Regions from separate parts of the Homo sapiens genome. Here all the other regions are linked to region 1. Evidence: chromatin contacts called from ENCODE Hi-C or POLR2A ChIA-PET data. All regions are on one chromosome and are shown on one strand. The core of a region is the stretch at or near the end of the contact, and the rest is flanking DNA. Distances in the headings are between cores, read along the strand shown. Region 1 overlaps MIR3681HG (MIR3681 host gene). Region 2 has its middle 61 kb from the start of MIR3681HG. Region 3 overlaps MIR3681HG (MIR3681 host gene).

Evidence for each region. A loop is a pair of places that touch in the nucleus more often than their neighbours do. ChIA-PET counts read pairs that join two places held with the same protein, here RNA polymerase II (POLR2A). Pooled maps may share reads with other maps.
Region 2: a loop to region 1 is called in a pooled map, with 6 times the contacts of the local background. The contact joins two enhancer-like sites. A Hi-C loop is called at or near these places in 1 of 37 single-sample maps with no recorded cell type and 7 of 50 pooled maps. POLR2A ChIA-PET finds 5 or more read pairs at or near these places in 1 of 52 experiments (activated T-cell).
Region 3: a loop to region 1 is called in a map of naive thymus-derived CD4-positive, alpha-beta T cell, with 1.8 times the contacts of the local background. The contact joins two enhancer-like sites. A Hi-C loop is called at or near these places in 1 of 168 maps with a recorded cell type or tissue (naive thymus-derived CD4-positive, alpha-beta T cell) and 2 of 50 pooled maps. POLR2A ChIA-PET finds 5 or more read pairs at or near these places in 3 of 52 experiments (activated B cell, activated T-cell and naive thymus-derived CD4-positive, alpha-beta T cell).

What each region holds. Positions count from the first base shown.
Region 1 is chr2:12,126,202-12,129,171 of GRCh38, reverse strand. All of the region lies in intron 2 of MIR3681HG (MIR3681 host gene), which reads right to left. Among named protein-coding and RNA genes, the nearest start is that of MIR3681, 71 kb to the left of the region's middle. Within about 2 kb of position 1,476, at least 5 of the 41 ENCODE cell types and tissues checked have a DNase peak (open chromatin) inside an H3K27ac peak, as active enhancers do.
Region 2 is chr2:11,944,170-11,947,139 of GRCh38, reverse strand. No RefSeq gene overlaps it. Among named protein-coding and RNA genes, the nearest start is that of MIR3681HG, 61 kb to the left of the region's middle. Within about 2 kb of position 1,484, at least 5 of the 41 ENCODE cell types and tissues checked have a DNase peak (open chromatin) inside an H3K27ac peak, as active enhancers do.
Region 3 is chr2:12,261,343-12,264,312 of GRCh38, reverse strand. The region is part of intron 3 of MIR3681HG (MIR3681 host gene); the gene reads right to left. Among named protein-coding and RNA genes, the nearest start is that of MIR3681, 64 kb to the right of the region's middle. Within about 2 kb of position 1,477, at least 3 of the 41 ENCODE cell types and tissues checked have a DNase peak (open chromatin) inside an H3K27ac peak, as active enhancers do.

The sequences.
Region 1 (2,970 bases), core at 227-2,726:
CATTTAGTAAACACTCTTCATGTGTTAGCTATGATTATTAACTATGAGTCCTGCTCAATGTCTTCATATCTAAAGCTTTTAACCCACATGTCCCCAAGTCTTCCAGCATTCTGAGCTCAACCTTTCCTAGTAAATCCACTTTAAATGACCTAAGTCCCCATTCCACATATACTGGAAAACCCAGTCTCTTCCAGATTTCCAAGGGCTTACTTTCTCCTCCCCACCCTGGCTCCACATTCCTGCTTCCTATGACTCCCAGGAGTTGCTAGTTTTCTCACTTCCTAAGGCTGCTGGCTTTCTTCCATCACCTCAACCCCTTTGGTGTGCAACTCAAACTCTCTCTTTTATTCCTCAGAGCAACCCTGATACCAGGCTTTCCTGGAAACCAGACACTTACTGAATATTGATAGTGAACCATGGCACCATGTGCATGGTACACACACAATTCATTCACCTATTTTCTTCATTAACCCTTTCTTCCGCCATCCTTGCCAAGAATTGCACAGTTTCTAGTTTTAAATTGATGGACTTCCTTTCATTACCAAGACTTTTTTTCTCTTCTTTAACTATTTCCTTTGCACTCCTCTTCATTATCTATACGTGTACACACACACACACACACACACACACACGTAATTTCCACCTTCCCTATGCAATGCATCAGGAAGACTCCAAATCCCTACAAATTCCTGTTACTTAATTACGCAGATCAGTTTCCACTCTCAACTCCAACCCTATTCCAGATTCTAGCCCTAACTTTGTGGTCTACTCTTCTAAATAGGAAGGCTTGACTGACTTTTTTTAAATTACTTTGTTTTGCTTTTTAGCACATTCCAGATGAAGTCCCTAAACAGGGCTCCCTTCCCAACGAGAATTTATTCACGTATTACATGCTTTATAAGGCACTATCCAGAATACCCTCCTTTGAAGTGAGTAAGAAATTGTATCAAAGTCCCGAGGGACAGGACCCCTGATGGGAGTAGAACATAGTCGCACAAGTGCCAAGACACCAGCGTTCATCCTCAAGGGTTCCATTCTGGATTGCAGTAGAAGCTCTTGGAGGGAAAGAGGTCCAAAAAATATGACACACAAAAGTTTTAATAAAGGTCAGCAGCATGCCATCAGCCAACCTCCAAGCCTGATGTGAGTTTACCCCACAGTGAAGGGACATAGGCAGATTGAAGCCACACAGGCGTTCCTGTGACCTGCAAAACATGAACAGGAAGTGCACATTTGTAGAAAGAAATACAGCCACTTTGCTCACTGCACTACCTAGTTCTGGAAGCTCATGTTTTACTCCACCTAAGAGAAAGGGGGAAATTAGAAAGAAGGAAAATGAGAAATGCGGGGTTTTTTTTTAAGAAAGAGAAAAGGGAAAAAGTGAGTCTATGATTGCAAGCAAGATCTTCTGTTCCCCTGCTCTGTCTCTTTAAGGGTGAATTTCAGACTCTGCTTTGCTTCAGGTGACAGCACAGGAAGTAACAGTGAGCCTGGCTCCTTTTTAAGTCTTAAAAAGAGAAAACACCCAATCCTGACTGTGAAAATTCAAGCAGAATTTGATTTATTCTTCACCATGAATGATTCCATTTAAAGCAGGAAATAAACTCTGATAGCAAAAATGTAAATCAAACCTCAATGCATGAAATCAGTCTTCATTTTCCCCCCTCTATTATCAAACTACCACTCCTTTTATTGGAACTATACAGTTGGCTACATCCACCTGCTTTCAAACACAATCTCCATCTTCATTCGGGCTACTATTAAGTTATACTGCTATAACTAAGTACTGTGAACTGAGTGGCTTATGAACCACTAAAATTCATTTCTTACAGTTCCAAGGCTGGAAGCCCCAGATCAGGTGCCAGCATGGTCAGGTTCAGGCAAGGGTCCTTTTCCGGATTGTAGGCTTCTGACTTCTTGCTGTGTCCCCACATGATGAAAAGAGAGGTACTAGCTCTCTGGCCTTTTCCTATAAGGGCACTAATCCCATTCATGAGGGCTCCACCCTCATGACCTAATCACTTCCCAAAGGCTCCACCTCCAAATACTATCACATTGGGGAATCAATTTCAAAATATGAATTTTAGGGGGTAACAGTTCATAACAGCCTGTCCTTGACATGAGATCACATAACCATGGCAAAGAGTCCCCCAACCATCATACTTCCTGCACACACTGAAAATGCAGTGTTATACAGCAACACTCTCTCTTGGTTGGAGTAAGTCACCATTCTGAAGTCAACTACGTCTTTTCATTCTGGCTTATAATTGACCAAAAGTAAAGGGGGAGAAGAAAGAGAAAAGAAAGCTCTTATATGACTACCCAGAGTTTTGTAACCTAGACATGTCTTCAAAGACATGACTTTTTTTCCTGAATGTTCTAAAAATGGATGTTATGTATCTGCTAAAAATATGATAATTAACAAGTATGCTTTGAATCACATAATAGCAAATGTCATTTTCCTGTAAGATAGAGTATCAGTCATGAGCACTAATGTCCAGAGAGAGAGTTAAGCTGCTGACCCTAAAGGGAGAGCCAGCTGCACAACTGTGCATGGGAGTGACCAGAGCAAGTAGCCGAGACAGAGCAGACAGGGTAAGAGAACTGCTGATGAGAGAGCTGCTGAATAAAGCTGTATTTCACCTACCTACGGCACCCCCAAGTGTTCTTTCAGCTATCTGCCATTCAGTCACCCACTCCCTTTGGACCTCAGCTTGGGCTGGAGCCTGACCCTGAATCTAATACCACGCCTTATCTTTTCTTCATGAAACACCCTGAGACAGAATCCTTGTCTCAAGTCACACTATAGCAATAAAGTGGGTCCTTTTCTGCCCTCAAAGAAGAGAGTGCCTGTTCCGCATCTCTTTACTCATTTAGCAAACACCTATGATGATTTAGATTCTGAAGTTGGAAAAGTGAATGTGTTTCTAAGGTGCTCTCAGCCTCATTGGTTACAGAATATGCTTGGCT
Region 2 (2,970 bases), core at 235-2,734, 180 kb after region 1:
AATGGGGAAATAAAAACAAAACCAAATGTATGAGTTTCTCCCTACCTCATCTGCTGTTCTGGCCTTTTCAACAATTCGAAGGACCTACCTGCTAAAGCCCATCTTGGTTTCCTGATGGAAGTGATGCTGTGAGAGATCCACAGAATGTCATAGATAAGAATACTGCTAACTAATGGGGAAATGCCAGCAGACCATGCACTCTCCCCTAAGCAGTCCCAGAAACACAGAATTTCCTGAACCCAAGCCTTCCTCCATCCACCCAGGAAGGTGAGGGGTTTGGGGACACCATTCCTAATAAAAGCCTTATCTGTGTGCCTGACGCTAGGCTAAGATTTTCACATACATTTCCTTATTTAGTCTGTACAATTGCTCTGCAACATAGATATAATTCTCTAATATAATAGTTAAGAAATGTGAAGCCCTTTAGAAGTTAAGAAAGTTGCCTAAAAGCTCACAGTTAGAGTCAAAGCTGAGATTCAGATCTTGCTTTGAGTCAAAGTTAGTGTACTCCCATTTCCACATCATCTCCCAAGTCAAACCCGAACAAGCCACGACCAAAGGATTCCATGCTCTGCAATAAGCATTTATAATTTCACCTTCAATTCTTCCATTTATAGGGGAAAGCTTGCATGTAATTAATTTAAGGATGATTTCTCCATAAATTATACTTCAATCTAGTTCTATATTTAAATAATTAAGTTTGAAACAGAAAGACTAATGAAACTAATGGTTACCAAATTACTCGATTTTGAAAATCATTGATTTTCTCATTTGCCTGCTAAAATTAATCAATCTCATTTACATATACAGATTGCATTTGCTTTAGCTTTGAGATATTTGTTTTCCAAGTTTTTCCACCAGTTTCAAAATCCACTTTAAAAAAAACTCAGTTCTATTTCAATTATGCTTATTTGCATGGAAACCAAAGCCTTACTGCTCTAATTAATAATATTATGATTGTTCCTTTTATTTGAATACAATGTCCTTGTAACTTAAAGAATAAAGATTCAACCCAGCCAAGCAACTTTAAAAATACATATGGAAATGATCAGTATAATACAATTTCTTTTGGTAATAAGATAAATAAAAGCAAATTCTCCTGTTACAAAACACACAAAAAAATCCACTTTACAAAATACCTTTTTAGCAATTTCTACAAAACAATACTCTAAGATCTTATGACCATGTCATACTAAATGTCTATATATATGATGAGAAGGTATTTCCTGGAATGACTAGTGGGTGGGATAAGCCTAAAAGGATTTCCAAGAAATACAGAAACATAAGGATCCAATAATTTGAAAAAGGATTAAAAATATTCTAAGACTTTCAAAGTGCAAATTACCACGTACAAATTTGGTGGTTATAATAAGCCTTTTCTTTGCAATAAAATGAAAATTTAATAGAAAACGTATAGGAAGTGCAACTATTGAGTTGTGAAACTTTTGTTTCAGTTTTACTTTTCATATGCGGGCATGTAAATATGAGTGTACAGGCTGGGTACGATGGCTCAAACCTGTAATCCCAGCATTTGAGGAGGCCAACGCAGGTGGATCACTTGAGCCCAGTAGTTCAAGACCAGCCTGGGCAACATGATGAAACCCCATCTCTACAAAAAGTACAAAAATGAGCTGGGCATAGTGGCATATACTTGTAGTCCCAGCTACTCAGGAGGCTCAGGTGGGAGGATTGCTTGAGCCTGGGAAGCAGAGGTTGAAGTGAGCTGAGATCATGCCATTGCACTCCAGCCTGGGTGACAGACCAAGACCTTCTCTTAAAAAAAAAAAAAAAGAGGTTATAAGAGTGTGTGTGTGTCCTGAGTCATGAGTCATGGTCATGAAAGAAAATGTATTTGTTACTGTGGACTAAGGTCAAAAGTTTAAAAACCACTAACCCAATTGATCCATTGACCAGATGGAGTTTTGAAGGACTGATATTTTAGAGACTTCTGAAAATAATAATAGACTTTGTCATCAGACAGCTGGGTTCAACTCTCAACAAGTAACTCAATCTACCTAAATCTTGGTGTCACATTTGTAAAATGAAAATAATAGTAACACCTCACAAGTTTGTTTTGACATTAAAAAAAGATAATGTATGTGAGGTGTTTAGCACAGTGCCTGGCATATGATAATCAACAAATCTTGGCTATCATTTTCTAGAACTGCTGGAGAGCTTCTTTGTCTCTGATTAAAACATACCCCCTTCAAGGTGTATTCATTTCCTCTGAGTGACATCTGTCACCTCTTTAATGAGTTTTTTACCTTTTGTCCATGTTCAGTTGCTCCTCCAGACAGCCAAGGACCAGAGGCAGAATTCAGTGACCAACACTAAACATGAGAAAGAGCAGCCTCTCAGCAGTCCATGTGCATACTGATCCCCTGCTTAGCTTCAGACTCCATGTCAGTCGAGGTGAAGAAATAAAAAGGAGGTGAAACTGGCCCAATTGTCCCATAGAATTGATGTATGGTTTCTTTTGAATAAACACAGAAATTGAACCTTCCAGTCTTAAAACTTCAGAAGTTTACTTTTGTTTTATCGGAGTTCCTTTTTCAGGAAATCAACCATCAGTCCTGCCAAATAGTATCAAGGAACTGAAACTCACTAGATCACAGTATCTGGACAATGAGATGCCAGACCCCTCACCTGTCATAACTGCCTAATCAACCACCCACTGCCTGTTGACCAGCTCCTCTTCCTTACCTCTCACACACGGTTACATTTCTTTCTCCACTATATAAACCCCTAATTTTAGTTGTTGGGGAGACACATTTGAGACCGATTTCCCATCTCCTTGGCTGAAACACCCGATTAAAACTTTCTTCCCTGGTAATACTCATTGCCTCAGTGATTGACTTTCTGTGTAGTGAGCAACAGGACCTACACTGAACCCCTCGTGTTTCAGTAACAAAGGGTCACACATCCCTGTACCTCCATCTTATGCTACTTTTTTTTTTTTTTTTTGAGACG
Region 3 (2,970 bases), core at 228-2,727, 140 kb before region 1:
CCAAGCTGACAAGATCTCAGATGGAAGTGAGGAACTTATTGGGAACTGGAGCAAAGGTCACTTTTGTCATGCCTTAGCAAAGAACTTGGCTGCATTGTGCCCCTGCCCTAGAGATCTGCAGAACTTTGAATTTTAGAGTGATGATTTAGGGTATCTGGTGGAAGAAATTTCTAAAAAGAAAAACCTTCAAAGTGCAGCATGGCTGCTTCTACCACCCTGTGCTCAGGTGCAAGATCATATAAATGACTTAAAACTAGAACTTATATTTAAAAGGGAAGTGGAGCATGTAAGTATGAAAAATTTGCAGTCTGGCTATGTGGTAGGAAAGAAAAGCCCATTTTCAAGGGAGGAATTCAAGTGGGCTGCAGAAATTTGCATGAGTAAAAAGGAGCCAAGTGCTAATAGGTAAGACAATGGAGAAAAGCCTTCAAAGGCATTTCAGAAAACTGAAGGCTAACAGAACATGTGCTTTTGCATTTTTGTGCTATAAAAAAAGTCTCAGGTATAATTTCTAGTACAGTTAATATCAATAGATATAGCCCACATAAATAAAAGCACTATGGAATCTTCAGTAATTTTTAAGAGTAAAAAGCGTTGTAAAACCAACCCTTTGATAACCACTGTTGTGGCTAATCAGATAAAATCTATGTTAGTATTTTATGTTAATTAAAAAACATCTATAAATCAAGCTTCTATGTGATATCACAGTCCACTCCCAGCTCATTTTAGATCAGTGCATCTCAGCCTTGATTGTACGTTGTAGTCACCTAGGGAGGTTGAAAAACTAGTACTGACCTGATTTTCACAGCCTCCTAGCCCAGATATTCTTATTTAATGGATATAGGGTTTTACTAGGGGATCTGGAGTTTTAACTTCTTTCCAGATGATTTTGTTATGCAGCCAAATTTGAGAACCATTGTCTCCTAGAATAGGAGATCCTAGAAACACACATGTTTGGTGGGCAGGAGAGACAGGGCTGTCACCAACCCCCCTGGATTCCTGGGACTAGAATGAAGTGGAGATGGGCTATTCAGAATGGGCAGTCAGAGCTGTGCCAGGGCAGGCCTCCTTCCCAGGGAATTACTTCATAACTTATGTCCTTGGACTGGGATGTGAGCTCAGAGGACTGAAACCTCAAATCTGGATTCTAGGTTCGAGCACCTCTCAAATGATAGCCTTTATTCACTCTATTCACTCTTTCCCAGCCTTCCTTGCTCGTGCAGTACCATGACAACTTTGCCCATTAGTGATCATAACCCTCCCCACTGTGTCCTCTTCTAAATTGATAAATTAAGAATCCATGTGGAATGGAATTTTTTGCAGTCTGTTAGGTCAGCACCCCTGCCAAAACCAAGTGGGCTGAATCATCCTATGGCAGTTCCTAAGTGCTGCTCCCCAGAATTCACAGCCAGGCCTGCAAACCTGCTGTCTGTGTGTCAGGAGAGAGAAGACACCTGGGCCAAATCTCATGGTTGTCATGACAGCCAAGTCTAAAATAGACTTTCAGACACAAGAGCTGTTTGGCTGACTCTGACCTACATGTAAGCATAAATATTATTCATGTTAGAAAGGAAGTGATCTTCTGTTTTCTTCAGAGAGAGATTTGGAAATTCAGGCTATAGATTTGCTTCATGTGGATATTACAAAGTTTAAAAAGGACTCCTAAGTTGTGAAGATGATAATGGTTTGTACTTTTTATAATAATGTCCTTGTACAAAGTGACACTAACATTCTTTATTACCACCTGGTTGCATGTTATGTATTCAGCCTGTATATACAAAAACACGATGTTGGTAAGCCTTGGGTGCAGAGGTGAGCACTGTTACCAATACTCTTAGTCATAAATCCTTTGTCACCTCCATTCATTCATAAGAAAAAAAGGAAGCAGAGAGACAAGTAAGGGGTGTTGGGGTATTGTATTCGCAGTAAGAAATGGTAGAGCCTAGAAAAAGCCTGGGAATAAGAAATCCACAAATCCTTCATCTCCACTATGGTTTGAATATTTGTTCCCTACAAGCCTCATATTGAAATTTGATCCCCAGTGTTGAAGGTGGGACCTAATGGGAAGTATCTGAATCATGGAGAGGCAGATGGCTCAGGAATACCTCCCCTGGGGGTGAATGAGTTTTAACTCTATTCATGCCTGCAAGAGAGAGCTGGCTGTTAAAGAGAGCCTGGTACCTCTCCCTCTCCCCCTTGCTTCCTTTCTCACCATGGGATCTGTGCATAGGCCGGCTGCCCTTCTCCTGTCATGAGTAGAAGCAGCCTGAGGCCATCACCAGATGCCAGTCTTGAACCTTCTAGCCAGAAGAATCATAAGCCAAATAATCATTTTTTCTTAATAAATTACACAGCCTCAGATATTCTTTATAGTGACACAAAACAGACTAAGACAATCTTAATTCCTCCTGTCTCAACTCTTGCTAGGTTTGCTCTACCACTGAAGCTCTACAATCTTACATAATATTTTTGAAACAATAATCCTGGCATTTTCCTCTAGAATTTTCTGTACGGGTAGAAATCTAAGCTGTCCGGTATGGCATCAGTGAGCCACTTGTGGCTACTGAGCACTTGAAATGTGGATGGTGTGGATAAGATGTGCAGTAAGTGTGCAATACAAATTAAATGTTGAAGATTTAGTGTGAAAAATAATGTAAAACATTCAATTGATAATTTTTATACTTACATGTTGAAATGAAAATATTTGGATATAGTTGACTAAGGAAAATATGTTATTTAGATTATTTTCACCTGCTTTTTTTTTTAATGTGGTTACTTAAAAATTTGTAAATGATGTATGTGGTTTACATCATAGACAGAGGGATAGATGATTGAGAATGAAGAAAAGAAGAAGACAAAAATGAAGACAAAGAAGGAGAAGGAGGAGAAAGAGGAACGGAGACGGAGAGAAAGAGAGACTGATCTGGACTCATATCGCCTGGATCTTGAACCCTGACTTTTTGCTGTTAT